Regions from separate parts of the Mus musculus genome. Here all the other regions are linked to region 1. The links are chromatin loops, found by intact Hi-C in ENCODE. Cell type or tissue: heart. All regions are shown on one strand.

Region 1 (8,000 bases):
CCGTGAGCCCAGAAAGAACTTATCAGGACTAAAACTTCTGATATTGAATCGAAAGAAGTGCTTCGCGCTTAAACATCTTCAGTATTATTCAAAGAGATGAAAAATACCAGGCACTGCAGAGAAACAAGCATGCGAATCCATTTTTGAACAGCACTAGCATTTTAATGCTTTCACAAAGCATTGCCGAAATTCAGAACGATACATGGTTAATTTTTCAGAATGTATGCTTAATACATCCCCTCCTACCCCCCTTTAGGTAACAAATCAGCGATGGCAAGTGTTAACTGAGAACCTTGGGCTGGCTATGAAACAATACAAGAACTGGATTTTTGTCCACACTCTCTACCCTTGGGTGGAAGGAAACTTGCTAACATTCTTTAACATTTTGCTACAGCCATGTACAGATGGGTGGCTATCCAGGGGAACGCACCCTGGGCAAGGACTGTTAAAGCTGAGGGTGAGGCGGTCCTCCCGAGCTGGTGGGCACCTTGAAGGGGTTGTCTACGACTGAAGGTGAACGTTCTGGTGATCGGGGGACCAGTGGGCAAGAATCAGAGATGTCCACGCACTATTTTATTTTCATGTCGAGTTTTCTTCACACGCTGGTCCGATCTTTCCTGGAGTCCCGCACGTGGACAAAAACCAGGGGCAAGCTTCCAAGTGCTCCCAGCAGGATGCGGGAGGATTGAGTTTTGAGACGTGTCAGTCATCCCTGAGGAGGGTGGCCTCCGTGTGCAGCCTCCTTGCAGTCACGGATCTTCCGCTGTGAATGTGGAGGGCGAAAAGGTAGAGGAATAGCGAGTACAGACTCATCCACGCGCGGGCTGCGGGGCAGGGCGCTGGGCAGCGGAGACTTACGGCTGAGCGCGCAGTCGCCTTGCGGTGCCGGGACTGTGTTACCCGGCGTGGCCCGCGGGGGACGTGGGGCGGGAAAGACCTTCCGGGATTGTTGCGGGTGTGGTTCGGTGAGGGCGGCGGGCGTGAGGCCCGAAGAGTGCGAGAGCTCAGCGGAGAGTTTGTGTAAAGCCGGTGGAGAGCGTGGGACAGACGGAGTGCTATTGGCTCCACGGTTACAGAGATCCTTCCGCTAAATACCAGTTAGCGTGCGTCACTAAGAAGACGCTTCAATAGAACGATTTTCAAGCTCTCTACCGCCGGTTCTGGTGGCGCAGGCCGGTAGGATTTGCTGAAGGAGGCAGAGGCAGGAGGATCTGGAGTTCGAGGACAGCCTGGTCTACACGCTTTTTTTCTCTCCCATTTTCAACAAAACCACAAATCCACGGTTATACTGCGCCCCCAAACAAACTTTCAACCTCCACAAGGCCTCTTCTTATGTTTCTTCCCCCTGAAATCTGATCGGCTACCCGCACCCCAACCGGATCGCCTTCTTCAGCCCCACCAGCTCCCGCTCCACACTGCTGCTTACAAACCTTTATCCACGCACACGCCCGACCCTCACGCCTGCCCACGCCGCACTCCACACCCTTCTCTTCCCTACAGGTTCTCTCTCATCTCTACAACCCGCCTGCTCAGCTCTCTCGTGCCCCTTAGGTTTCTTTTCTCTAGCCCTGCACCACAATGAGTCATTAGCCACTGTTCAGAGCAAAATGCTCGCTGCAAAGAGTTCGGGTTTTTTTCTTTTCTCCTCGAGTGTTTGGTTTTGTGCACAAGGAAAACAAATGAGAGTTGTTTAGTATTGAGAACAAGAATGCACTCAACAGAGAAGTGGTTGCGCAACGCCCAGGTCGCTACTTAAGAGAAAGAATAGGAAGCGGGGCGGGGCCGGAGGGATGGCTCAGCCTTTAAAGGCTAAGGCCCTGAGAGAGCTGGTTCACAGTTCACCTTTTCTTTTTTTATCTGATACCATAGCGGGGCACACTGACTACCGCTAAGTACAAAAAAACGCTATGTTAAACAAAACAAAAAACGAAAACAAACAAACAAAAAAGAATCTATTCCTCACTGATAAAACTTTAATTCAGATTTAATTCTCAGCGTCCAACCTTATCAATTTACCTGCCCTGAAATTCTCTGAAACGCCTTGAATTTCAATGAACTGAACTGAAAGTTTCAATTCTGCACAGACGTTCACAGGCACAGAGCCACACTTTTCTCTGGCTGCTCTGCACTCTCTCTCTCTTCTGCCTGGTGATGATTTTGACATCAACTTCAGGCCTCACTGTGTGGGCTCACAGAGAACACCCAACCAAAGACATCTGCACTCCCACATCCCCGCTGCTCCACAACCTGCACACAACCGGACCCGCGGATTTGTGCTCTGGCGTCAGCCCTATTCGCTTAGCAAGATGTGACCTCTTTCATCTAACACATTTTCTTTCTCCCCCATTGCTGCTGTGGCCACTCTGGAATCTCTATTTCCTTCTCTTCCTCCTCCTCCTCTTTCCCTCCTTTTGAAAATATTTGTTGTCATTTCCTGAACCTTCCTTGACTTAGTTTGCTTTCTATAGGGCAGATAAAACACCAGGACCAAATACAAGTTGGGGCAGGAAAGGGCTCATTTGCTTACATGTCTTAATCACACTCCATCACTAAGGGAACTGAGGGCAGGAACAGTGAGGCAGGAACTCAGGAGAAAGGAGGCCCTGGCAGAATGCTGCTTTCAATCTCCCTGCACGTGACTTTCTTCTCAGTGTCCTTTCTTATACTTTCCATGATCAGCAGCCCTGGGGTAAAACCTTACCCAATATGCTAGTCTACCCCGCCGCCATCCCATTTATTAACAATCGAGAAAGTACCCTGGCAGGCAGGCCTACAGCCCATTCTAATGGAGGAATTTTCTCAATTGATATCCCCTTCCCCCGCCCCCAGCTAATCCAAGCTTGTGTTAAGGTGACAAAAAAATTGACCAGCAAAATTAACCCCTTGTCAACTTGATACATAAACACAACATTAATAAGCCTTTTTTTTCCTTTCTTGTTTGTCTCCAAGATGTAATGTAATGTAATGATTAATACCACAATACAAAACATAGTATAACTTTAAAAGCCCCACAGTCTTAATTTTTTTGTTTTATTTTTTGTTTTGTTTTATTTATTTATTTATTTATTTAGCACTTTAAGGGTCTAAGTTCTATGTAAAAGTCTGCTGTCTCTTTAAAAGTCTAACGCCTCTCAACTGTGGGCTTCTATAAAATCCTGAACCCCTCTAAAGCACGAGGACACAGGTTTTCCCAACACCTTCCTTGTTTCCTGGGCTCTTTTGCTGAGGACTCTCACTGTTCAGCTGGGAGGACAAGCCTTCCTGGCTATGGTGGCCATTGTGTTTCTGGGCTGGCTGACCAAGGTCCCCTATGAGCCAGGAGCTCAGTGCTGTCCCCTAGTGGTCAAGCCTCCCCATGACTTTGCTAAAATCCAACATGTAGTGAGCAGGCAGCCAGCAGCTGTGCTTCCGCTGCTGGTTGATAGGGGCCAAAGCTGTTAGTGGTTCATGCAACCCTGCAGTTTCAAGATCTTCCTCCTTCTGGACGGCATACTAGAGACCAACGCTAAAAGTTTCTTCCTTCTTAAGGGTAAAGAATGCCCTGCACTCTGCTCAGGCCACTCAGTGTGTAAGCCCACTTGCTGCTTCTGCCATTAGCCTGTTGTGGATCCTGTTGAGTCAACATGGGTGAATAAATACAGGTCCGAGACCTTACAGCACATCCCTTGGGTCTTGTATGCTCTGGGATACTTTAGTTTGCATCCCAACCTAATACTTGCTTATAATATGATGAGATTGTGGTGCGCGCGTGTGTGTATTTGTGTGTGTGTGACTTTTTTTTTTTTTTGTAACATATTATGCAGCCTGAAGTTTGAACTTTTTTTTTTTTTTTTTTAAAGATTTATTTATTATATGTAAGTACACTGAAGCTGTCTTCAGACACTCCAGAAGAGGGCGCCAGATCTCGTTACGGATGGTTGTGAGCCACCATGTGGTTGCTGGGATTTGAACTCCTGACCTTCGGAAGAGCAGTCGGGTGCTCTTACCCACTGAGCCATCTCACCAGCCCAAGTTTGAACTTTTGAACAACACTGTCCTGTTGCAGTGTCAAAGAAAATCGGATATGCTTGGATATGCCTAATTTGCACCCTTGATTCTCAGGTATTCATGCTATGGGGTGAGAGATGGAGGTAGTGGGTGGGACCTGGTAGGAGGTCCTTTCTTCCGCTTCCCCTCCTGGCTCTAGTTTCCTGTCTTGCTATGTGTTCTTCCCCTCTCACGTGCTTCTTTCCCTAGGATGCTGTCTGCTTGAGCTCTATGCCAGAGACCAAGCCAGGAGTCCACTTTTTTTGGATCGTCCTTCAAAACCACAAACAAAACAAACCTCTTTTAACCACAGTAGAAGATGGGCTATTTGTGAAGAGAAATAGGGGAGGGGGGTGGGGGGGCAAAGAAGCCAGGGTGATAGTAAGTGTCGTCAGAACATGTTGTGTGCACCCATGACCACATCATAAGGAACTCATTATTTTATATAATTAACAAATTCTTATTCAAAGGTGAAAAAAATGAGAATCAAATATCATATATATATATATATGTATGTTTATATGTATACATATGTGTATAACCTGGCCTCGATTTTTTTATTACATTATAGGAAATTCTTCACATAGAGGTGTTGTTAGTGGGGAAAACTTTTTTTCATTTGTTTCTTGCACTTCATTTTTATTTGTTTCCACTTTTAAAACATAAATTTTCATTGGGAATTTCACATACCCTGATCATCCTTACTTCCCAGTCCTCCCAGGTTTCCCCATCTTGTCCCCCACCATTGTGGCCTCTCCTCTCCATTTGTGTTGTGTGTGTATAGTCACTGGAGTATAGTCAAACTCTTGGTGGCCAGTCCCTTAAGGAAGAGTGAGTCCTTCCCCTTCCCCACTGTCTCTGCTTACCATCTAGTTGTGGAGAGCTACATTTCAGTATTCTTATCACAGCTGTTAAAAGTTCTCTTAAATGGTTTCCTGTCTAGACTGCTACTTTTGGGGGTTGGGAGGGTGTGGGGGTGGAGGTTAGGGATTGCCACCAAAGCTTTCTATGTCCCTCTTTCTCAACCGTGAGTCTGTAGTCATCAATACCTCTGCAGAAGAAGCTTCCTTGTCCATTACAGTCAGCAGAAGCACCGATCAAGAACCTCCACATGGTATCTGCTGAAAGCACGGATCATGATACCCACCTGGCCTGCGGTGTCAGCATGTGCCACAGACTCAGCATGGTCTCCAGTGGCAGTAAGGGTCATGGGCCCTATCACGGTCCTCTGAGGCAGCTCAGCCTGCAGACATCAACATGGCCTTCAGTGGTAACAAGGGCCTTGGGGGGGCCATGGACATTGCAGCAGGACCATGGACCCAGACATGGCCCCCAGCGACAGCAAGGACCACAGACATCAACCTGGCCTAGGGTGGTGACATTACCGGCCATGTGCAGGCCTTGGACGTCAAAATGGTTCAGCCTCGCTCCATAGCCTATGCACAACTTAGTTCCTCCATCATTCCCACCCCTCCACTGAAAATTCACTCATCAAAATGGCATGGGAACTGCAGAACATCATTCAGGATATATACATACATATTTAAATATATACACAGGTATTAGTATATATGTAAAAACACACATATATTTATATATGTACACACACACACACACACACACACACACACACAGAGAGAGAGAAACACACACATACACTAAGTGGGGAAAAACTTAATCCTTAACAAAATACTGAATTCAGCACAAATAAAAAAGAGGGTTAGGAGGTGGCTTAGCTACCCAAGACGTTGGCTTTGCAAGCCAGTCTGCCAGAGTTTGATCCCATAATTCATGCTGAAATCCTCATTCCCAAACACGTTCCACATTTTCCTCTGTTATATAGTTCATTCTTGATAGTTCTGTTTGGCCTTTTTTTTTTTTTCAGTTAAAGAAATTACTCAAAAATTTAGTGATTTATTAACAACTATCATTTTATACAAGAGCCTGCAGGTCAGAAGTGTGGGATAGCTGAGCTGGCTACTCTCACCCTAGTTTCTTCAAGTCTTCAATCAAGGAACATAGCAGGGCTGGAGTCATTTCAGACAGAGATGGGAAATGTGGAGATGGAAGATCTCAAGTTGTTTCTCAGGGGGCTAGAGTGCTTGCATGAGAAGTGAGGATCTGAGACTGACACAGAAAGCATGCATGCTTATACACAGACAGACAGACAGACAGACTGATTGGTGGGAGAGAACTGGAGACTTCCTTTCAAATATACAGGAATTCACAGTGTGCCCACTGAGGTTGCTAGGAGAATTTGTTTTGCCTCTATTTCATTCTACGATCCACAGGCACAAGGTAGCTTTGGCCATGTTGTCTGCTGTGATAACGAGAATAAGGGAAATTACATCCTGGTTCTTAAAACACCCAGCAGTAAGGTACTCTTAATAGTTGAGTTGACTTCAGTAGTCACATGCCATGCCTGGATTCATGAGCATGTGACAATATTCCTCTGTCACCTCTGTTATGGTCAGATGTCAAGGGCCCTGCAGAGGCTGAGTGTGGGACACTTGGTCTACACAGGATGGATGCTGTGAGAGTGAGAGAGGTGATTGGATCAAGAGGGCTCAGTCTCTGCCAATGGGTTGATCCACACATGGCTTCATAATGTACAGCCTCACAATAGTGAGGGGAGGGCAACGTTCTGAGATGAAGCCTACCTGCTGGAAGATACTGGAGGTGTCTGCCTTACCTGTGGTTCCTCTGTGGTCTCCCAATTACCCCTGTTAGAAGGGGAGCTCTGCTCTCTCACGTGTTCCCTGACATTGAGTTCTGCATCTCCGTAGGCCTAGAAATAATATACCGGGACTAAAACTTCTGAAATAGAGCACAGAGAAATGCTTTCTGCTTTAAACTTCTTCCAGATAATCAGAGATGAAGTCTTATTAACACAGTGCAGAGGAAAAACCAGCAACAAGCTAACATCAAAATCTGTTTTTAAATAGCATTAATATTTTAATACTTGCACAAAGCATTTCAGAGCCCAGAACAACACAGTGTTAATATATCAGAATGTTTGCTCATTATAATTCTTTTGAATCTTTTAAGGAACAAAACTGTGATGATTAGTGTTAATTAGCAACTTGACACACTTTATAGAGCCACCCATGGTACATGCCTCTGGGCATACTTGTGAGGGGTCATCCTTTAGAGTAACCTGAGTTTCTGAAAATGTTGAAGGAGCCATCTTAACTGTGGGCTGAACCATTCCTTATGGACTCTCGAGTGTATAAATGGAGAAAGCAAACTGGACACGAGTCCATTCTTCTTCCTCGTGGTGGATTCCACGTGACCAGCTGCTCCAACTTCTGCTGCTTTGACTTCTCTGTATTGACAGGCTGTAGTTTGAACTGTGAGCTAAAATAAACTCTTCTCTCCTTAAATCTCCTTTATCCAAGAAGGTATTCTATTACAGCAACAGGAAAAGAAATGAAGACAACAACCTTGTACTGATGAAACAGTATGAGAATCTGGTTTTGTCCACGGTCTTTATCCTTTAGCTTAAAGAACAGAAAATTGTAACATTCTTAAACATCTTGCAGCGTCCCTGGCAAGGACGTCTATAGCCGGGACAGAGATAGTTCTTCTGAGCTACAGACTCCTTGATGGAGATGTCTACATCTGAAGGAGGCTGATGAGAGGACCAATGGGCAAGAACCAGCGGTGTCCAAGTCTGTCTAGTCTCCCTGTTGAGTTTTCTTCCCGCCCTGACTCAGTGTCTCCTGGAGTCCTGGACTCAGTGTCAAGTCTCCCAGGTTCGTGGGCTGAGCAGGTTGTCAGAGAACTTATTTTTGAGACCTGTTAGTCACCTCTGAGGAAAGTGCCCTCCATGTGCAGCCTTTCCCCGTACTGATCATGTGCTGTGAATGTGGAGGTCAGATGACTAAATAGCCAGCACAGCAGAGATGCACCACACAGCAGACTAGAGTGTTGTTGGCCTGGAAGCTGCCTGGCATTGTTGACCTGTGTTTCTA
Region 2 (8,000 bases), 410 kb before region 1:
TGCCACAGCTCCTCACATCTCCACCCCATGGCTTAGACCCAAGATAACCACTGTGGCTCAGACTAAGGATGCTAAGGCTGTGTGGTCTAACTCCTCATTTTCAGGATGGGACAAAAGGCTTATAGAAAGGAAGTGACTTGGTCCACACTACCCAAGGCCGTTAAAAGTCTCTGAGCCAGGAATCAAAGGCAACTCTAGATTTTTCTTCCCACACCAGACTATACTTTCTCACCTTCCACCATAGCACCATCATTGGGCCTGGCATAGCCTTCACCCCGAGTCCGTATTCTGCGGATGATCCCGCCATCTTCTTCTTCTGTAAGATCTTCTCCTTTGAACTCAAACAGCTCCACCTGCGCGATGAGACATAAGGTAACCAACTCCCTTCTGCATCAACTTTTTTTGTTTGTTTGTTTTGAGACAGGGTTTCTCTGTGTAGCCCTGGCTGTCCTGGAACTCACACTGTAGACCAGGCTGGCCTCGAACTCAGAAATCTGCCTGCCTCTGCCTCCCGAGTGCTGGGAGTAAAGGCGTGCGCCACCACCGCCCGCTATACCAACTTAACAGTTGAAACTGCCTCTTTTCCACTCAGAAAAGTCACCAGTAAAGGCCAGACCTTATCTAGCAAGAAGGATACATAGATTTTACTTGGCTTCAGAAAGACGAGCTTCCTATCATCCTGTTCCATTTAACAAGGACACAAGATTGTTTCATTAGGCAGGCATCAGAAGTGACCTACCATCTCAATGGCCTTGTGAATAGTCTCCCTATGCCCACTGATTGGCTTTCTGCTTTCAGACGCAACAGCCTTAGTTCTTTCCCTCAGTGGGTTCTGCCTCAACCACTGACATATAGGAAGGTATCTCTCCCTCCTGAGCTCCAGGATGCCAATATGTTACATTGCACCTTACAACCCAGACGATTCCTGACCCCAGACCCCCTTCAGCGGATAAAGTACTAGTCACCCCTATTTGAGAGGGGCAGCTGGAATCCCTCTTCTAACCCGAAGCCTCTATTCCTGGTCACTCTGGTGGCAGCAGAGCCAGTTAACCTTTCCACCTTACCTCCTACTAAAGCTAGGCCCTCAGGCTTGGCTACATTGTCTTCAAGAGACAGGAAGGGCTGGAGGGCAGCCAAGCGCTGGGGTGAGATAAGGACTGGCTCTCTGCCCAGAGATCTGTGGCCAGCACTCACCTCAAATACAAGTGTGGCGTTGGGGGGGATCTTCGGAGGGCTGCCTGCTGCGCCATAGGCATATTCTGGCTTGCAGGTGATGTGGCACACTTCCCCCACTTTCATGGTTGCCACAGCAATATCCCAAGCCTTGATGACCTCCCCTGTAGATAGAGGAAAAGAAGACCCACTTAGCAGGGGCGTCACTCTAGGCTCAGTGTCCCCAAAGATAGACACTGCACTACACCCAAGCAGAATCTGAACACCTCTAGAAAGAGGACCAGGGGACAAGCAGGGCGGTGTTGTTCTTAGGACATTAAAAGATCTCTCAACCCTGCAACACAGTTCAAGAAGCAAGGGAAGCGCTGGATCGATGAGGCGGTTAAGGAGGAACTGGTCTGTCCCACAAGAGGAGAAGGAAACACAGGATGGGTAACATATGGGTTCTTGGCCATTCCTTCTTGTTTTGTTTTGTTTTTTGTTTTTTTTTTTTTCGAGGAAGGGTTTCTCTCTATAGCCCTGGCTGTCCTGGAACTCACTCTGTAGACCAGGCTGACCTCGGAACTCAGAAATCCGCCTGCCTCTGCCTCCCGAGTGCTGGGATTAAAGGCGTGCGCCACCACGCCCGGCTGTGGCCATTCCTTCTTAAGCTTCCTTCTGGTGGCCTTTTCTTTTGTGAGGGCTAGTTTGTGCTTTTTTGCCAAGGCTGGCTTGAACTACTACTGGCTCAAGGCTTGCCTCAATCTCTGGTCGCTGGAAACATAGGTAAGCAGTGCTGAGCCCAGCTCCAGCTTGGCTGGGAACGTCACTTTTTCTTGTGACAGCTGCTATCAACTTCGGAGCCTATCTATCCTGCCAACCCACTAACCAAGCCTACCTTTTCCCAGGTCAAAGGAGAATTTGTCCTTGCGGTCCAGACTGGAGTCAAACTTTGTGCCATCTAGCAGCCAGCCAGTGTAGTGGACAAAGACTCGGTCCCCGATCATGGGTGTCTCTGTGCCTGTACCCTCTCTCTTGATGACCTGGGGGGGAGGGGAAGAGAAGGTGAGTACCTAAGGATGTGGGCAGAAGGGCCCCAACTGCCCATAAGCCCCCCAAAGACACATACTGGATGGACTCGGCTGCACCCACTGCCCCCTGCTTCTTTTCAGCAGGTCCGAGAGCTTAGTCTTCAAATGATGGATACCAGTGATTAGCTTAGATTCAACTAACCTCCCTAGCCATCTCCCTCCAGGTCTTGCTTTAGAGAACTGCATATAATTTGGGTTCAAGTTTTGTCTATGGTTTTGGACAAGTTGCTAAACTATCCAGAACTTATCGGTCAGGCATTGAGGACAACCCCTATCCTCCAGAGGTGTTTGGGGGAAAACAAAAATAAAAACAAAAACCTGATAGAAAGTAGTGGATCACCAGATCAGGGTCTGGTTTGAATAGAAAGGAACAGGAGTAATGAAAAGAAAAAGATCCCCTCAAAACTGGGAAAAAGGAAGGACCAGATTACAGCCGAGCACAAAGGCTCTGTATCAGGCGCTGGAAACTACATGTGGGAAGGGAAACTACCTGTCTGGCAAGCCAAGGAGTCCTTTATCTCTCCTGCGTGTATAGGCAGGCGTCTATTTCTGCTTAACATTCTTATATATGGTGACCCCATAGGAGAGCCAATAGGTAGATATGGAACCCATCCTCTAAGGCTTCCTTGATAAGAATGTACAGGGCCCCGCGAAGGAATGGAGGATAAAAGAGGAACAGACCCCGTCTGGGAATCAGAACCTAGCGCAAAGGAGAAAGGGCCACATGTTCACGGGGAGCAGCAAGAGTTGAGGTAAAAAGCCAGGAGCATTTCTGGACCAACGAGGCTCCCTAAGGTCTCTGGTTTGCACAAGCCACACACACTAGAAACTGAGCAATGGGACTCACGGAGGAGAAACAATGGATGCAGGGAGACATGCAATGCAGGTTAGGATTTCACCGTCCTGGACTGCTGGCAGAACCTGCTCTGAAACGGCGTCCATTGTCCCGACCCGGGTCAGGGCGCCCTCCCCCTCGCTCCTCGGGCTATTTGCAGTCAGGCGATTAGTGAGCCGCTGGCTCTAAGGCAATGCACCTCCCCCCATGGCCAGCACCCAGTACCCCCCAACTCAGAAAGACTCAGGAGGGGCAGGCGAGGAACTACAGGTCCCGGCATGCATCGCTCTCGCTCTCCCCGGGCCGAGAAAGGGGGCACAGCATGGCCGAGCCCGTGACCTCGCTGGATCTCGGCGATTGCAAAAGGGGCGCAGAAAGGCACAAAGGGCTTTGGGCCAGGAACCTGCTCCCGGGAGCCGTTTCAGGTCCTAGCTAATGTTTAACTTTCAAGTGGGCGAGCCCTGGCGCACCTTCGTCCAGGTGGACGGCGCACGCTGCGGCCGAGGGGTTCCCGGGAGGCGAGGCCTGAGTCCCTCGGCGCGCCCGAGCCTCGTGCACCCCGCCCGGGCCCCCTGGCAGCGGCTCTCGCGCTCCGCTCCGCCCCTCTCAGCCGCACAGTGCAGCCGGATCGAGTTGGCGTTGCAGTGGGGGCTTCTTCCCGGACCCGGGCCGCACCCTCCGGAGCGTGCAGCCGCCGTGCCGTTTTCAGGGCTGCAGCCTGCGCAGGGAAGACGAATCCCCCCCATCCTCCGGCCGCGGTACCCCCAAGGCCCATGAGCCTGCAGCCGAGGACTCCGCGGCCCCTCACCTTGAGCACGCCCTCGTCCTGTTTGGGGCTGATGTCCACTCCTTCGAGAGGCAGGGGCGCCGACTGCGCCCCGTTCTCCGCCGCCTTCATCTCCTCGGCGGTCATGGCCGCTGGGCGCACCGTTGGCTGCGAGAGTGTGGCAAGCGCGAGCACGGCACTCTGGCCGCCGACCGGAGTGAGCGACGGGGCGGCGTGCGGCGGAAGGCGGCGCTGCCCACCTCGAACCGCGCTCCAGGCTCGCGCACCCGGCTATCCGCGCGCTCGCCGGCGGCGGCCGAGTGGGGTGACGCCGAGGGGCGGGCCTGGCGCGGCCCGGCCTGCAATTGGTCCCCTCCGCCTCGGGGGCGGGGCAGGGAGGAGCGGCACGAGCGGGCTGCAAAGGGGCGGGAGCGGAGAACTTTCTAGAGAAGCGGTTAAACGGGTTGAGGCTCTTGGACTGAGGGTACTGGAGTGGTTTGGTTTTTTTGTTTGTTTGTGTCGTTTTTGTTAAGATTTGCTTTTCTGGTTGATGGCCCCTAGGAGTGCCCTCCTCCTACACCAGGACCTCTGGGATCACAATCTTCCCTATGTCGTTCCGCCCCACCCCCACCCTTACCCCACCCCTCTGCCCGCGTCTAAGCGATTTTTCCAGATCCTTCTCTATCCTCAGGACTCCAAGTGGCGAGCCTCCCAAGTCCGGGCCTGCCTCGTGGCCGGCCCTGCTCACCCAGGCCCACAGCGGAATAGCTGGAGACAGGCAGTCAGATGTGAAGTGGCAAAGATCGGCCTCCCGTGATTGTGCCACAGATGCCCATGGTTCCAGGCGTGGGCACCTGAGCAGTGTGGGAAAGAGAGGTCGAGGGATTGAAAGTGTGGGCCCCGTAGGGACAGTTTCAGCCCAGGTGCACAGATCGGACACAACTTTGCCCTCCCTGCAGCCTGGCAGGCCCACCGCAAAAATGCCATGAGCAGATTTATAAGAGCCATAGACTTGTAAGTGGAGGTACGTGTGTTAAAATTCCTTTTCTCCCACCATACTAATCAGCCTTTTTTGGTTAGTACTGGCACACAAAATGGTTTCAGCTCACGCGAAAAAAAAATTTTTTCCCCCTTCCCCCTCTTTACTAAAGGTGAATAGGAAGGAAGGTTTTCTCAACCTGCTCGCTGCTCCTATGAGATGCCTGTGGAGTTCTGAGTCTGTGTGGCTAAAACCATGAAGTTCTGATTACCGGAACAGTGCTGGCTTGATGGAAGATCTGTCTGGAGAGGTCCTGACTCTGCCCAGCAGTTTAGTACCCAGTTATACAGCCTGGTGAGTGCTATCAGACCTGCCTATTGTATTATTGGCTTTGCGAGTTTTCATTCCAGTGTAATGAACTTTTTGTCTCTGTGTGCCCAGCATGGTGCTGTTCGTGGTCCAACGCAAGTGATGGCGTTTAAGTAGGCAATAAGCTAGTTATTATATGGTGCCTGCGAGATGGCTCAGTGGATGTTGGTGCTTTTGAAAGTCTTTAGACCTGGGTTTTATCCCTAACACCCACAGTATTGAGAAAACCCCTTCAAAGTTGTCTTTTGACATCCACACTTGTGCCCTATTATCCCTCCCAAAGAAGTGAAATAATAATAACCCTTATTATGATGGTTTAAGTATATTAGGTATTTTATTGTAGTCCCTTCTGATGGAACCAAACAAATGGGTTGTAGAAGTAAGCTACTCTTTCCAGCAATTTATAGTCTCATGAGTTTAACCATGGTCTGATTTGTTAGGTGGCTAGAGACACTGCCAGAGAATATGTGGGGTGTGTGTGTGGCTACTCTGGTAGTGAAGGCTCTTGGTAGTGAATGGAGCCTTTGTATACCACTGCCTTGCACATGGTACTTATCTTTCTGGTGCTCACATAGGTACCTGCTGATTATGGTCTTTGGGTGTTATCTGGCACAGCAAGTTGTGATGGAGAAAGTATTAGCAGTGAGTTTGTGTCTCTTCCCTGAGAACAGCATTGTTGGAGGCCTAACTCCTTTGATCTCATGAGCACCTCCCAGTGGAGCACTCAGCACCAGCACTCAGTGCCTGCAGACTGCGGGCACAAAGTTACCTAAGGTTATGATAGACAGCTCTTATTGGTTAGCAATAAGCAAAGGGTTGGCTCACCTTGCAGTATAGCTGTCAAAACTGGGGCAGGTTTTGTCTGTGAGTCCTGTCAATAGGGTGACCCAGTGGTTACAAAGGAGGGAATGTTCCGGTGTGTCTAGTGCAGCACTTGGCTTCCAGTGGTAAGTGGATAGGTGATGGCCACTGCTATAATGTGATGTGTGTGGGGATGGCGGTGAGCATGAAACACTGCAGTAAGGGCATGGAGCACTGTAGTAAGGGCATGGAGCACTGCAGTAGGAGCATGGAGCACTACAGTAGGAACATGGAGCACTGCAGTAAGGGCATGGAGCACTGCAGAAGGAGCATGGAGCACTGCAGTAGGAGCATGGAGCACTGTAGTAAGGGCATGGAGCACTGCAGTAGGAACATGGAGCACTGCAGTAAGGGCATGGAGCACTGCAGTAAGGGCATGGAGCACTGCAGTAGGAGCATGGAGTACTGCAGAAGGAACATGGAGCACTGCAGTAAGGGCATGGAGCACTACAGTAGGAACATGGAGCACTGCAGTAAGGGCATGGAGTACTGCAGAAGGAACATGGAGCACTGCAGTAAGGGCATGGAGCACTGCAGTAAGGGCATGGAGCACTGCAGTAGGAGCATGGAGTACTGCAGAAGGAACATGGAGCACTGCAGTAAGGGCATGGAGCACTGTAGTAAGGGCATGGAGCACTGCAGTAGGAACATGGAGCACTGCAGTAAGGGCATGGAGCACTGCAGTAGGAGCATGGAGTACTGCAGAAGGAACATGGAGCACTGCAGTAAGGGCATGGAGCACTGTAGTAAGGGCATGGAGCACTGCAGTAGGAACATGGAGCACTGCAGTAAGGGCATGGAGCACTGCAGTAAGGGCATGGAGCACTGCAGTAGGAGCATGGAGTACTGCAGTAGGAACATGGAGCACTGCAGTAAGGGCATGGAGCACTGCAGTAAGGGCATGGAGCACTGCAGTAGGAGCATGGAGCACTACAGTAGGAACATGGAGCACTGCAGTAAGGGCATGGAGCACTACAGTAGGAACATGGAGCACTGCAGTAAGGGCATGGAGCACTGCAGAAGGAGCATGGAGCAATGCACTAAGAGGGAAGGTATCCTGCAAGGACATGAGGACAGGTCTCCAGTGAGAGGGCTTTCCCTCAGCGATGCAGCTGTGGATGGAGGCCAACAGACAGGGACTGAGGTCTGGAACCTCAGGGCAGGGCTATGTGCATCTGGAATTTTTCCTGGTCGTGTATGTCCCTTTTTTTTTTCTTGAAAAAAATTTAAGTTTTTTTTTTTTCCCTAACCTTTTTACATGTATGGGTTTTTTGCCTGTATGTTTGTCTGAGCACTGTGTGCGTACAGTGCCCATGAGGCCTAGAGAGGGCACTGGATCCTCCAGGGTGGCATTAGATCAGTGTACTATCATGTAAAGCTGGGAATTGAACCCAGGTCTTCTGGAGGAATGGCCAGCCTGAACCTTCCTCATGTGCACTCCTTAGGAGGTCTCGTGGTCTCCTCCTCCTCCACCCTCCTCATTTAAATAATACTGTCACTGTGCCAGTAAGTGTGCACCCATATGTATATGGTATTCTTCTCTAGCCCTTTCTACCTAAAAGAACGTATTTTCTGTTATGGTACTGTATGGTTGGAGTGTGTGTGTGCGCGTGTGTGTGCGTGTACCTGTTTCAGCATGGATGTTCCACAGCATGACTGGCAGTCAGAAAACAACTTTGTGGAGTCAGCTCTTACCTTCCACCTTGACATGGACTCTAGAGAGAGAACGCAGGACATCAGGTTTGCACTGCACAGTGCTCTCAGTGGATGAGTCCATCCCCCCACCCCCACCCCCACCCCCACCCCCTAAGACACCTCCACCTCAAGACAGGGTCTCGCTATGTAGTCCTGGCTGTCGGCTGTCCTGTAGCTCACTCTGTAGACCAGTCTGGCATCGAACTCACAGAGACCCACTTGCCTCTGCCTCCCCAGGGCTGGGATTAAAGG
Region 3 (8,000 bases), 690 kb after region 1:
TGTCTGTTAGAGAGGGACCCATGGACAGTATCTCAGTAGAATACCTGTCTTTTTCTGTGCAAGGGGGAAGGATGCTGCCTTAGCCACCATCACTGTGTCAACAATACTCTGGTACATTTCAACAGAAGAATACCTAAAGATAGAGCCAATCACCAGATGGCAATCCCCTAAAGAACCCTAAACTGCTCAGAAGAGTCCAAAGGCAAACAGGAAGGAAAAGCCCAAAGTTCACTGATCAGGAGGATACTTACCAAGGGTCAGATTTTCTTGAAAATCCTAAACAGGGTCTGAAGTAGATTCTCGGTTTCACTAAGTGGAGATAAAAGCAACCTGGGTTGAAGTGGGAAGAGGAAAATGTCCCTGGAGGAAATTACCTCAGTGACTACAGGCAATGCCCATTCCTCCTCTTTGGGGCCAGCTGTGAGTGACCAGCACCCTGAAGTGTGTCTTTGTTCCTCCACGGATGCCATTTTATTATCAAACTTGGGGTCACAACTTTTGTCTCAAGTCAGGTCTGGCAGCCCATCCTCAACAGCCAATTAAAAGAGCTAAGTCAATAGTGGAAAGAAGAGAAAAGAGATTTATTCAAAGTGGCTACTTTGGGAAAGAGGGACTAAGAGCTCCAGCAAACCCCTCAAATTGGGTCTTCAGAGTCCTGAAGTAAGATCAAAGTTTAAATTGAGGGCCAAGATATGTACATCTCCTGAGACTCAGTTGATGTGTGGCCCTCCACACCACCGTCATTATCTTGGTTTCAGTCTCATGGGAGGAAGGTCATGAAACAAGTTGTTGGAACTGTTTGAAATCTATCTTACAAATTCTAGTCAGTGCCTCTTCTTTCTCTCAGCATGAAATTCCTAGGGAAATTTTCATTTGGGGGAATAATTGTTTCAATAGTCTGATAGATAGAGAGACTAAAACCAGCTTCATTTCTGCCAGGCTGTTTCCAGTCTATTCTCACTGCTGAGGTGGTTTGTGGTTGCTCTGGGGCAATTAAGGCAAAGGTGTGCTGTTCCCTGGGGTATCCATGCCATTGGAGAGTAAAGGTTCCACTAGTCTGAGGATCGATCAGTCTGGTCTGACTGAGGCTTTTTCTATGGGCAGAGATCATTTTGGCCTGTGAAGGACAGCTTCTCCAGTAGGGGTGCTACTTGAAATCAAGATCCCCAGTACCATCAAGACTCTCTTAAAAATCTCTCTTTATCCATGTCTTCATTATTGTTTTAGGTGGTGTCTGTCTTCCTCATCTAGTGTCTACCTGAGACTAAAACAACATTGCTATTTGCTCTGGTCCTTCCAAATCTATTTACTGATTAACTCCCTAGCCCCTGCTGCCATTCACCAAGATCATGGTATCGAGAGGTGAATCCTTTGGGAATTGACCAAGTCCTGAGGGCAAAGTCTTTTTAAGATAAGGGATAAGGGATAAGTACCCTTATGAAAAAGAGGCTGCATAGATCCTTCCCCTGGGCCCCCTCTCCTAACTTTCAGGATCCTCTCCAGCATCCCAAGACAGCAATACCAGCTGTGAGCAAAGTGCTCCTGAGCATGTGAGAATATGTCATCTAAACTGTAATAGTTAGCTTGGAGCAAAATCTGAAACCCGTCTATGGAAGAGAAGAGAATTAAACTATGGTCACTGTTTAATAATTCAACTTCATTCCTAAGGAATTGGACTTTCTTCCAAAGACTACAACAGGCTGACAGCTGGACAGAAGTGAAGGGATATGACATTGTGACACTGTGAAAACTCATGTTAATACATTTATTTTGGCACTTATAACCCTCTTTGCTCTACCCATAGTGATAAAAACAAGACTGAACACCATTAGGAGTGGGTGAGAATAAAAATGGTGGCTTTAAAGCACATTCATGAGTCTTTAACAACTCTCCTGTACTGAGATACTGTCCTGAATCTAAGCAGAACTGTGTTTAAAACAATGAAGCTGAAGCTGTCACCTCCTGGTGCTTAACTTGTTAGCTGGAGAGAGCTCAATTCACTGTACCCAGGAAGGAGACTTTAGGGTCATGAAAGGTTCCTGGCACAGGAATCAACCAGTCTCAGTCAGATGATCTTTGGTATTTGTTTTGTAGGTAGCCATTTACTTAAAAATTAACCAAACAATACAAAACAAAAAACTTCTTTTTAAAAGTTCAAGCTGAACAAGTTAAGTTTTCTGATGTTTGTTAGTAAATTATGTCTAGTTACAACCAGGTCAATACTCTAATTCTGGCTTTTATTCATTGACTTATATATAATAGTAGAAATTATAAATAGAAGAAACAGCCGGGCGGTGGTGGCGCACGCCTTTAATCCCAGCACTCGGGAGGCAGAGGCAGGTGGATTTCCGAGTTCGAGGCCAGCCTGGTCTACAAAGTGAGTTCCAGGACAGCCAGGACTACACAGAGAAACCCTGTCTCAAAAAAAAAAAAAAAAAAAAAAAAAAAAAAAAAAATAAATAAATAAATAAATAGAAGAAACAAAACAACTTCATATTCAGTTCCAAATCCTAATGACTGGGGAAAATGATGAGCTGTGTTTTAAGAGGCATAGAACACTGGGTATAAACTCTAGGAAGAATTACCTAATTGGGGAGGTACTGATAATTTTAAGATGCATTGTGGTGGTTGACATGACGGCAGAGGTAAAGTGCAGTTTACTTCCCAGAAGGAAGAAGACACCTGGAGCAGGGGCATATTGCTTGTCTTGTACTACTCTGAAATCTTCTCCATTACTGATATGCATAAAAAAACCAAAGAGATCCAATCTTAAAAATTACAACAGTACAAGAAACATTTGATGTGGCTATATGAGAAAATGTGGTCCTTTTAAAACTGCCCTTTGTATGGTTGAAGAAAGCAACTTAAAAGGTTTTTTTTTTTATCTGATTGTTAGTTTATAAATGTACCTGTGTACAACATTTTAAAGAACCTTCTGAGAATCAATAGTAAAATTGTGAAAATAGATACATTTTGTATTTTAATATGACTTATTTTTATTTTATTTGTGTGGGGGTTCTGCCTATATGTATGTATGTGCACCACGGACATGCAGTAACGTAGTAGAGGTCAGAGAGGGTATTAGGTCCCCTGAAACTGGAGTTACAGATACTCCTGAGCTGTCATGTGGGAGTTGGAAATCAAACCCTGGTCCTCTAGTAGAGCAGTCAGTGTTCTTAACCACTGAACCATTCTCCAGCTCCCAATACATTTTGCATTCTAATGTAAACGACTAGCATTTTAAAAATCCTAAGAGCTGATTAACCAACATTTCATCTTTAAATTTTCATGTACTGCATACATTTTCAGTGGACTGAAGAACTGCCCTTCAACTAGCTGAGACTGTACATCTATAAAAAAAAAAAACAAAACAACAACAACAAAAAAACAAACCTGAAGGTTACTCAGAAAACAACACTATTACCATTTTCATCCCAGATCTGTCTCAACTGGTTGTAAAATTTCTTCTGAAAGACTTAATTGTATTTGGGTCAAGGGTAAAATGAGTAGCTGGGTATTAAACTATTTTTAATTTGAAAATAAAAACAACAATAAATAAATACAACAATATTATATACCAATTCATTTGTCTTCATATGTAAGAAAGATTACCAGGAGAAAACCAAGAAGTGGGCTATGTATTTCATGTTCTTGTTTTGCCAGTTAAATTCAGTTCACTTTATTTTGCCCATATTTTATAACCATATCACTAAGTCATGTACATAAAATCAGGCAACAGGGCTGCTTGCCTGGTACCACTTAGTAGTCATTTTATTTTCACAGCACAAAGCATCCTTGAACTTTATCTCCGATGTTCCCAAGATATAGGTCTGGAGTTACTGCCAGTAGAATCAGAAGGGTGACCCCGCATCCAAAGAGTCTTAAGATGGAAACCCGGTATGTCAGAGGGGCCTGGGCTGACTCTCTCTATACTATTGAGGGTCTTCCACCAGCATGCCAGTCAGAGCTTTTGGTGCCCAATAAGGCCTTTTCATCAGGACAACTACCCTACAGGTGATACCCACCCCAGAGCAAAGTATTGTTGGGGAAACATAGACACCTAAATGATTTGACCTCTGTATTTTCAAGAACTCAACAACCATGCTTCTGGGTGAACCTTATAAAATGAATGGATTCATCTCTCCTTGAACGTGAGTGAAGCCTGGTGTTCATCGCTGGCATCGCTTCTTCTAACCTTGATGACTTCATGTTCTTCACCCTTACACTTCTTCAAATCCATGAGTCATGCTCTGTTTATGTTGTCTCAGAACCAATTCTAGCACAGATCCAAACATAAGGACACCAGTCAGAAGGAGGAGTTGGGGCAGAGAAGGCAGGCCAGTCGTGGGTGCCAGGCAAAGGTCAAAATGCAAGCACAGGACATTTCAGCCCGGGCTACAAATCTCGTGACGCCTGGCACTTTTCCAACTCCAGACTCCTGATTCCATTGCTCTGGAAACAGCTGGATTTTCTTCCTCTGTGTTTGTTTTGGGCATCAAACAAGAAACTTGAAGGGGAGGGAAGACGACATTTGTTAGAGCATTCTTTGAATTAACAAATTACCTTTAATATCAATCCTCAAAAATAAAAACCCGACTACATGATTTTTGCGTTTCGATGGAGTGGTTTAGGAAAAGCTTGGGTGAAAAGAAGATACACAAATAAACAAAGCTTCTGTCCACCCGGATCCAGCAGGTCCTTAGCGCCGGGGGCGGAGCGGGGGTGGGGCGTCGTGATGTCACAGCACCGCCCTGGTGTTTTTGTGTTTCCAGCTCTTGGGAAAAGCCACCCTATTTCTTTACCTGGTGGTCCTTTACCTTCAGGCCGCGAGATCTCCAGGTCCTTCTCTGGACGTTTAGCCACGTAGTGCGGCGACTGGCGCGTGGGAGCTGACGCGGGTGGAGCGATTGTGATAAGGCTGACATTGACTGGGGGTGGCCAGACGCGAGACGCAGTCATCAGCGCGCGCAGCAGGCCCCGTCCGGGGAGCCCCTACATCCTGAGGTCCATCATGAAGTTCCAGTATAAGGAGGACCACCCCTTCGAGTATCGGAAAAAGGAAGGTGAAAAGATTAGGAAGAAATACCCGGACCGGGTGCCGGTGAGTGGGGGCGGGGAGGGAGAAGGCAAGCTTGAGGAGTTTGGGAGCTGGTTGCCCTGGAGCTACCGAGGTAGCCTGGCGATGGCGGGTGGCCCTGGCACAGGAGGGTCATCGGAATCAAGTATTCTTGACCGGCTTTGACAAGCTTGTATCCCCAGGGCCTGTAGCCACTTTTGGCATCTCGAAAGCGCAGCGTGCGCGTGGTGGGTGAGTCAGCAGGATTCAGCACCCATGGAGGTTGGGATGTGCGCGTGGCGAGGCCTGTGTGTGCGGGGGCGACTGGTTGGGGGCCGCAGATAGGATATGCTATAGAAAAACGCGTCCCAACCCTGTAGCAGCAGGTGAGATGAGCCTTGTGCCCATCCATGTCTGCTCAATTGGTTCTCCATGAAAACGAGTCTCCTTCCCATTTCCTTGAGCGTAGGAGGAAAAACTCGAGAAGCCCCTAGATTCTGACCTGCGTTTTTTTTTTTTTTTTTTTTTTAGAATTGGGGGTGGGGTGGGGTGAGGGGCTTCACCAGGCGGGCCCTCAAACAAGGTCATGCCTGCCTCCACCTCATTATTGTCTCCTGGGCCATGTGTGGAAAAAGAAGGTCCGTGCTCTGCACTGTGATAGGTGGGTGGGCTCTTGGATCTCAAGAACCAGTACTGAGAACCGTTTCCTCCATTAATTATACCCCGATTTAAGCAGCTAATACCTAGTTCATGCAGTGGGGAGAAAAATACTAAGGGAGTCTTCAGCATCCGGGTGTTTTCCACTTTACCCCCTCCCCCGCCCACTTGCCTTTTTTTTTTTCCTCCTCTTTTGAAGGCTGCGCAGCAGAATTGGAAGCAAAGGATGACATCGCTTTTAAATATGGTGGATAGAGGACCAGGGACTTTAAAAAATCGTTCTCTTTATTTGTACAGGCAATGATGTTATATTAGGTTGGCGTTCCTCTAACTTTGAAGGGTAAAAGAGCTGTGCTAACCTGATAATTTTTTTTTTTGATGCATAAGTAATAGGGGGGAGGGACTTCTTCCTTATTCTTTATCTCAGCCAGGGCTACCAGAAGAAACGGAGGTCCAGCAAGAGAAAGCCCTCAGCCCCATTTTCTACCCTCAGCCCCATTTTCTACCCTCAGCCCCATTTTCTATGAGGAAGAAGAGAGCTAACTATTCCACCATTCTCCAGAAATTACATATACATGGCTCTTCCAGAACGGCTGGGCACACTCCAGTCATGCCTTCCTACTACACAGTCCTTCACATGTTATTTCCTTGAGCTCAGGACTGTGGAGGATTGCTTTCAAAATTTCTCTCAGTTTGTCAGCCCCACTTAATATTTTAAAATTACACATGGACCACACAGCTGGCAGCACTCTGAATGCCTTGTCTGTGTACTCACCGACTCTCGTCACAGCATTAAAATCCCTGTGCTAGAGACATGCTCTGAAGCACAGGGCAGTGAAGTCACCACCCACAGGTTTGACATTGCTGACTGGTGGAGGAGAATTCCAGCCCTGGCTGTCATGCTTCAGGGCTTCCAGAGCCCTTGGGCTTCCAGAGTTTTGTTTTTGTTTTTGTTTTCCAGTTTGTAGTACAGTTAGATGAACGCCTTGTAAGGTTGAGCCCTAGAAGTAGGTTAACACCTGCTGCCATCTGGAGTTCAGGTGGTAGTTGGTGCCAGCCAGGAAACTTAAGTGAACACCTACCCCCATTATTCAGAACTTTAACAGAAATCCGAGCTGTGACCTGCAACTGTTTCCAAATTCAGCTAAAACCTCCGTCCTTCCTCAAGACAGAGCCCCCTCGCATTCAGTTGTGTACAGCACTCACCCACAATATTGCAGTTTCTCTGTATTCTCCTGTTTGTGACTTGATGCTGAATGTTTTACTTCAGTGATGATTTGTAAGCCAAGACACCTTCGCTTAGATCTCATGGATCCCTGGATTTCACACCCAGATGGTACCTCCCAATCTGAGAGGTTCTCAACCTCTCATCTGGTTGTGACATAGAACCCTGCTGAGATTTGTGTGGGGGTGGGAGTGGGGGCAACACTAAAATTGGAACCCTTTGCCTGGTGTCTTCTCCATGACTGGATTATAACAGGAGTTCTCCTGCCTTGGTCACAGGGCCGAATCTTCCTATGTTCAGGTATTTACAGGAAAGCCGCTAAGTTTCTAAGGCAGTCTGACTCACAACTTAAGCTTGGCCTCTTAAGAGGTGTGCGTGGGCCTTGGGAGAAGGGATCATGGGATCTTGAGATAACCGTGTGTTGGAGACCTGTAACAGCAGGAACTGTAGGACATACTATTTTTAAACATTTGTAAACATCCCTATGGTGTATGAGCCACTGCGACAGATGCAGAAAACAAGTCCCCTCTCCTTTTGGTTGGAGTTCCAGGACTCAAGAGTTCCTGTGGTGAATACCAGGGCTCCCTGTTTCCTGTGCTCTGTTTGTAACCTGCCTCTTTCCTTCCTCTTTTTTGGTCTATTTCTTTTCAAGTTCTTTTCTATTTCCCTTGAAGCTTTGGATTCACGTCTGTCTACCCAAGCATTTTCTTGTACTTGTTTGTATGGTATCTGGGGGTGGACAGGTATGTGGCTTGATGAAGAAGCTCGAAAAGGTCGGAAACACACTGACAGACACTCAGCTTCTAGGGATACTTGTCCAGTGTTGTTTCTGCTTCTTTGCTTTTGTGTATTTCCCATTTCTTATCTCTAAGATGAGATTTTCAAAACAAAGAATCTAATGTTAATATTCTTGTCAGATATTTTCTGTTCTCTGAGCCACTCTGTAAACATCACCGAAGATTTTGTGTCTTTTTCTTTGTTACAAAATGCAGAATCTTTAAAAGTGTTATGAAAAAACTTAATGTCGACATTGAAAGTCCCTTAAAATTCTAACACGGTTAC

Evidence for each region. A loop is a pair of places that touch in the nucleus more often than their neighbours do. Peaks named below come from ENCODE experiments on the same cell type or tissue, not always from the same donor. Only the 100,000 strongest peaks of a DNase experiment are listed, where the experiment ranks them.
Region 2: a loop joins it to region 1, with 6 times the contacts of the local background. A loop is called at or near these places in 4 of 42 quality-filtered maps.
Region 3: a loop joins it to region 1, with 4 times the contacts of the local background. A loop is called at or near these places in 14 of 42 quality-filtered maps.

What each region holds. Positions count from the first base shown.
Region 1 is chr6:128,842,134-128,850,133 of GRCm38, forward strand. It overlaps BC035044 (cDNA sequence BC035044), which reads right to left. Exons shown (of 3, transcript NM_001254946.1): 3 at 5,911-8,000. The coding sequence ends at 7,949. It overlaps LOC115490435 (a long non-coding RNA gene), which reads right to left and starts at 2,903. Exons shown (of 2, transcript XR_003956525.1): 1 at 859-2,903; 2 at 137-763. In heart, CTCF peaks have their summits at 1,148 and 3,343 (motif pointing left); DNase peaks (open chromatin) are centred at 1,008, 1,728, 3,348, 7,888 and 2 weaker places; H3K4me3 peaks cover 2,906 bases; H3K27ac peaks cover 1,420 bases.
Region 2 is chr6:128,434,520-128,442,519 of GRCm38, forward strand. It overlaps Fkbp4 (FK506 binding protein 4), which reads right to left and starts at 4,137. Exons shown (of 10, transcript NM_010219.4): 1 at 3,887-4,137; 2 at 2,051-2,195; 3 at 1,195-1,337; 4 at 233-353. The coding sequence starts at 3,991. Gm10069 (predicted gene 10069) reads left to right here and starts at 4,238. Exons shown (of 5, transcript NR_028593.1): 1 at 4,238-4,868; 2 at 4,996-5,177. In heart, a CTCF peak has its summit at 4,100; DNase peaks (open chromatin) are centred at 1,142, 3,322, 3,612, 4,202 and 2 weaker places; H3K4me3 peaks cover 3,228 bases; H3K27ac peaks cover 3,343 bases.
Region 3 is chr6:129,528,436-129,536,435 of GRCm38, forward strand. Gabarapl1 (gamma-aminobutyric acid (GABA) A receptor-associated protein-like 1) reads left to right here and starts at 4,757. Exons shown (of 4, transcript NM_020590.4): 1 at 4,757-5,101. The coding sequence starts at 5,012. 1700101I11Rik (RIKEN cDNA 1700101I11 gene) reads right to left here and starts at 4,849. Exons shown (of 2, transcript NR_045270.2): 1 at 4,803-4,849; 2 at 3,512-4,507. In heart, a CTCF peak has its summit at 4,176; DNase peaks (open chromatin) are centred at 4,406, 4,756 and 5,236; H3K4me3 peaks cover 2,246 bases; H3K27ac peaks cover 1,734 bases.